Regions from separate parts of the Mus musculus genome. Here region 2 is linked to region 1. Evidence: chromatin contacts called from ENCODE Hi-C or POLR2A ChIA-PET data. All regions are on one chromosome and are shown on one strand. Each heading gives the region's core, a stretch centred on a gene start or an enhancer-like site at or near the end of the contact. The rest is flanking DNA. Distances are from core to core; before and after follow the strand shown.

Region 1 (2,920 bases), core at 151-2,650:
TATTATTTTTTTACAGCAAAATGTTACTTGAATTAATCCTATAAATAAAAGCTTTTTCTCCCCTCAAAATTTTTTTGGAAATAGATAATAACATTAAATAGATATAGCTTCAAACAGGTTACATCAAACCACTAATCAAACAGTACTAACAACTTCATGGCTTACTGAGAGATTTAGGTATTTCTCCAGAAAATATTAAGGATAGAGTGCTTTCCCATATGTTGGCTGTGTTAAAGATACAAAGTCCAAGATCAAGGAGATGCAGACTATGTGTGTGGTGAGTGCTCTCTTGATGTTTACAGATTGTCATCTTCTCCTTGTATCCTCACATGTCGGAAAGCAGAAGGAGAACGAAACTCTCCCGTGTTTTCATAAAGATAATAATCATACGAACCCCACCCTTTTAAGCTAACTCCTCTTGACGGTCTCACCTCCTAGCCTATCACATTGTGGGGGAGGGGTTAAATTTTTTCAACATTTGAATTTTGGAGGGACACAAATATTCATCCCACACCAGAATACATAACTGAATTAATGGCTAAAATAATAAATCTGTTTAGAAAAAAATCACTACACATTATATTCTAGACAAATTATCATAGACTGGTTCACGGGTGACAGGTCATTTCAGTTATGTATTCTGTGGGATACTTTTATCACGACATCTATTAGAAGCCAAACTCCCAGGGAACCAGAACCATCTCCATGTCCCTAGAACCTCATCATAGTATCCAAGTGACTCACTTTTCTCATTCAGTGTCAAATAAGTTACTAGTACAGACATTAAGCCGCAGAGTTATCATCTGCTATCTGAACTGGTTCCTGTAATGGAAATATTGTTATCTAAACTAGATAGAACTGATATGAAGCTCTGACTGGCCTTTGGACTAGGGAAGCTTTCAAAAACATGGATTTCAGGCACTTTTTTGGAGAGCTGGTATTTCTTAGAGCCCTGTTTGTAGGAAGAAACTGTGTATTCATAAGCAGGGATGAAAGAGATGGGGTGTTGTTACAGACTCAGCCCGGAACCAGCTTGAAAGATGTGTTGGAAGGGAGAAAGAGTGGTAAAAATACCAGCTAGAGAGCAGTGTTAGTGAAACAATGTTTTCCTTTCTTGCCAAAAGGACATGTTTACTTTTTAAAAGTGGTTTTTTTTTTCATGTTGTATTTAAGAAATAAATTTGAAATCCAAATTATTGCCCAACAATATCGAGTGTAGTTGACACGCTGTCCAGTTTGGAGAAAGCTCTGCTCAAAGTTGCATGATCCAAATTTGTGTAAGAAAAAAAAATCCTTGACAGTCTTCTACTCTGTCGTGCCCAGGCTGAGGGCAGATGACTCACGGTATGAATTCAAGTTAAATCACTTAACCTTTTTCTCTTATTCAACCCATCTGGGAAGCTGAATCCAAGCGCTTCACTATGGAACAGATGGTGTGCCAAAGCTAAATTTTCCCAGATTAAAAAAGAGGAAAAATGTGTTATAAGCTCTGAAAGAACCAAATATGGAAAAAGACCAAGGATTAAAAGGAAAAGAGCTATAAATTGGATCAGACCTTTTCCCCTGTATTTTTTTTTTAAATAATGTAATGCTTAAAAAATAAGTTGTGTGAGATGATTTGGAGACAAAGTTAGAAGAATGTTTCATAAACTCCATATGTGCAGAGGTGGCCATGAAGGGCAGCATCAATGGTGAGGGCATGCTCTCTGCTGGCTCCATCACCAGTAACTCTCATGAAGCAGAGTCATCCCGATGTGTCTTTTGATTACATACTTGATACCTGTGAAACTGAGCACGCATAAAAACGATTTCTTAAGAATGTTTATGGAACTACCCGAATTGCAGCTTAATGAAACTTAATACTAGCTGACAGATTAAGATTATTCTAATACATTCTAGGATAAACATGATTCCTAACTGTCCTTAAAAACAAGTGTATTCACTGCTTTAAGGAAAGACACATTATTGACCTTCCTACGATGGTATGATTTTAATCTTACTGTGCATAAAAATGTTCTAATGTATATACATCTCTCATATTTTATGGAAGGAGAAATGTCCTATGGTCATAGATAAAACAAACATTTGGATGAACACAGTTGAAAGTAATAGGGAAAGCCTGCACCCTTTTGTTTCCTGACTGGTTCTGATAAGTATACAGGAAGTTAGCTTAGCATTTAAAAGATGCAGTTTATGGGTGAGGCTAGAACTGAAACCCGAGATAGTCACATTATAGACTTCCAGATGCCACACATAAAAATCCAGACGGGACTTTGGTCTAAGGAAGTACTCAGGAGGCTTCACTCTGGTTGAGGCAATGGATCCCTCACTACCAATGCAAACTTCTTTAGTTGATTTTCAAAATCATATTGTTTCAAAAATAAAAGTATGGGCATTTTTCTCAAGTAATCACTTTATTATTGAACTCTGATCACACTCCTGATAGGAGGGACTCCAGATGAGGTATAGATAAGTGAATAAGAAGAAACAAAGAGCAAGAAACAAATATTGCTTTTCTTAAGTAGAGTTTCATGTGTCCTTTACTCTAATTTCCTTCTAGGAAAACAATTGAAACCAGTTGGAATTACGACTTTTAATGCCAATAGCAATGAACACCCAGATAATGATTAATATCCAATGTAACATAGTCCTTGTTCAATATGGCAAATATATTCTTGGGAATGTGCCTTAGTCGCTGCTCTACTCCTGTGGAGAAACACCATAACCAAGGCAATTCAAACAAAAGAAAGCATTCAATTGGAGGCTTGATTAGAGTTTCAGAGGGTAAGTCATGATCCTTATGTCAGGGATCATGGTGGCAAGCAAGACGCTGGGACAGTAGCCAGGAACTGCATCCTGATCTGTGGGCAGAGAAAGCAAGACTGAGTCTAGCATGGGTTTTTGGGATATCAAAGCCCAG
Region 2 (2,920 bases), core at 278-2,777, 180 kb before region 1:
TCTAGGTGACAGATAGTGGGATTTGAAAGATGACGCTCTTTTTATTTATGGTTTCGCGAAGGAGGAATTCTGTAGTGAAACAGACTCTTCCCCCCCCCCCCCATTTCGGAAGTCCATGATGTCGCCCTGAGTAATCGCGTGGGTATTACAGAATTAATTTAAAAGGTTTTTGCATCGAGCAAAACAGTACCAAAAAAAAAAAATCTTCAAAAGGCCTCCATCTATAGATAATCCCTCTTAAAAAGGAAATTCTAACAAACTACAAGTCCACACACAATCCAAAGCCAATCCCAGCCAGAGCAGAAGGGACTTGAAACCCGAATCTACATTCCGTTCCTCCCGTACAAGGCTCGGGAGGTGGGGGAGGCGGGCTGTGCTGGTGCCCGGTGTATAATCGGGTTAATCCAGTAGACAAAGAATAAACCAATAGCCCTCCCACCTCACTTCCCGCTCCCCTTTCCCTCCCCCTCCTGTTCCCCCACCCTCTTCGCCCCCTGGGCATCGGTGGGGGAGGGGTGCGGTGGAGCGGGGCGGGGTGGGGGGGAAGACAGGAGAGAAGAGGTAGGATCGAAATGGAGATTCCGAATCGAATCTAAAAAGCTGCGACTCGCTTTTCTCGCTAGCACCGGGCGGCCGGGTTAGTTTGCAACGTTCTTCCTTCTCCCCTCCCGGCGGCGAGGGGGAGAAAGTTCCCCAAGCGAGGCCAGCCTCGGGCTGGTATGGTAGCCTCTGGGTGGGGGCTATGGGGGGGGGGACCCTTTAAGGTCAGTGTTTCCTTGAAACTAGATAAACTGACCCCGCGGCGGCCCGCGCGGCCCCGCGTGACGGCGCCGGGGCTGCAGGAGCGGCTGGGGACGCGCGGGGCGGCGCGGTTGCCCTTTTGAATGCCTCCTGCGGCTCGGAGCGCTGGCGGGCGCTGGAGCGCGAGTGAATGTAGCCCCGCGGAGCCAATGAGCTGGGACCGGATGCGATATATCCTCTGGGACAACAACTGCTCTGTTCCGCCTCGGATCCACATGACGCCATTTACTGCTGCCGCGGCCGCTGCAGAGCTCCCTGCCTCCTCCGGAAAGGCGAGGGCGCAGGCCAGCGGCGCCCTCCCCCCCCGTACCCCCCCCCCCCATCCCCGGCCGGGCCCCAGACCCTCCTCCCCCGCCGCCTCCACCCCCTCCGCACCCCCACCCCCGCCTCGGCTTCGCCGCCGCGCCTCCGCAACGCCCAGTCTGCACGAGCGAGAGCTGCGCGCCGCAGCGCCAGCGGAGGAGAGGGGCCGGCGGAGCGCGCAGCGCCCAGGCCCCCGCGCGCGCCCGGCCCGGCCCTCGGCCCCGCGCCTGCCTCCACTTGGGAGCAGCCCCGGGCCCCCGGGTCTTGGCGAGCTGGCCTTAGGTTCTTTGTAAGGCCGTGCTCGCCTCGCTTTCTCTCATCGACCAGGAAAAAAAGAGACTCGCCAACGTTGCCGCTTCGGCCTCTTGTTCATTGAGAAAAAAAAAAAAAGGAGAGAGAGAAGGGGGGAAAAAGGAAATACTCCGCGTGCGCTTCTGGAAGGGAGGTCATCTATCCCGGAATCCGGGAGGGTTCCAACGGTGGAGGACTGGGTTCCAAAATTTCCCCGTGGTTTTAATCCACCGATTGCTTGGAAGTTGGACTGAAGCAGAGTTTGGAAAGAAGGAAAAAGTTTGCATCAGGACTGGATTTATTTGCACATCGCTGGAAGAAGAGGATTCAAGGGAGAGGGGTTGGTGCAAAGCCGCGATCACGGTGAGGAGCGTTTGGCTTTTCCCCTTCTGGAACCATAGCCGGCCGGGAGTGGGGTCCGGGTTCCTCTCTCCACTAAACCAGCTTGCTTCTCGGGAGCATTAGGGAACTACCCCGCGGATCTCCTTCGCCTAGAACAGGGGTTCGGCCATGGCCGGGCTACAGGGTACGCCTATGCAGTATCCCCCGTCCCACGACAGCTCACTCGTAAGGGGTTTGGGGCGGAGGACCGCTTCACTGCGTTCTACTCCTATCCCTGCATTGGCGACGATTCAGTCGCCGAGAGCTTTAAGGGAGGGAAAACACAAAGTGTTTTCTAGGTCGCTGTTGCAGGCTCTGGCATTGCTAACCTGTTCCTCCATTCGTTTGAAGGCTAAGTTGTAGAAGAGCCATCCTGAGGCGGAGGCGCCTGTGGGGCTGCGGTACTGGGCTTCTCACCTCTCCACCTCACCGGGCCAGGAGACCCGGCAGGCGAGCGGAGGCGAGAGTGCCAGGCGGAGGGAGTCCCCGCCTCTGCCGGGTGTGGACAGTCTAGCCCGGTGCGGGTGGGAGCGTCGCCCAGCCTGGCGCCGCGTCTCTGCGGTTCGGAAGTGCAGCTTTCTCTTTTTTTCCGTTCTTCGTGGTCGGCCTAGGTCACGCTTTTTTTTTTTTTTTTAATATATTTGGACACTGAGGCTGACTTAGCACAGGAAGAGATATCAAGTGGTCGCGATCGTTTTCCATTACCTGAAAGTAGGTGGCAAAATAAAAAAGGCTAGTTTTTTCCCCCCTTCCCTCTTTTGTGTTACTGTTTTTAAGATTTGGAGTCTTAACGCCTTTTTTACAAAGGGGTTTCTGTGTCGGTTTGCCCCACCCTAGTGCTGAAGTCCTTTCCCCCTAATCCTTAGTCTGATCACACACTGTTCTTAATGGGGGTTTCAAAGCACTCAAAGGGGGAGGGAGAGGAACTGGGAGAGCGCAGAAGGGGGGGGGGCTGCATTGGAGGCGGCCAGGGATCTGTAGAAATCAACTTTTTTTTTTCTTCCAAAAGATGCTACTTTGCACAGCAAGCAGGTCCTCACGGAAAAGTTTCCGATCCCCGGGGCTCATAGTTGTGTATGCCTGGCGGGTGCAGTGGGGCTCTGGATGAAGCTATTTTTCTTTCGTTTTAAGAAGTATGTCTTAT

What was found. Hi-C counts contacts between places; a loop is a spot of excess contacts on that map. ChIA-PET counts read pairs that join two places held with the same protein, here RNA polymerase II (POLR2A).
Region 2: a loop to region 1 is called in a map of left cerebral cortex, with 5 times the contacts of the local background. The contact joins the promoter of Spry2 here to the enhancer-like site in region 1. A Hi-C loop is called at or near these places in 2 of 37 maps with a recorded cell type or tissue (both left cerebral cortex). POLR2A ChIA-PET finds 5 or more read pairs at or near these places in 1 of 5 experiments (Patski).

Annotation. Positions count from the first base shown.
Region 1 is chr14:105,717,333-105,720,252 of GRCm38, reverse strand. All of the region lies in intron 1 of Gm35967 (a long non-coding RNA gene), which reads left to right. Among named protein-coding and RNA genes, the nearest start is that of Gm35967, 9.6 kb to the left of the region's middle. Within about 2 kb of position 1,400, at least 1 of the 3 ENCODE cell types and tissues checked has a DNase peak (open chromatin) inside an H3K27ac peak, as active enhancers do; it is left cerebral cortex, where a contact is called at or near this core.
Region 2 is chr14:105,895,426-105,898,345 of GRCm38, reverse strand. It overlaps Spry2 (sprouty RTK signaling antagonist 2), which reads left to right and starts at 1,527. Exons shown (of 2, transcript NM_011897.3): 1 at 1,527-1,758.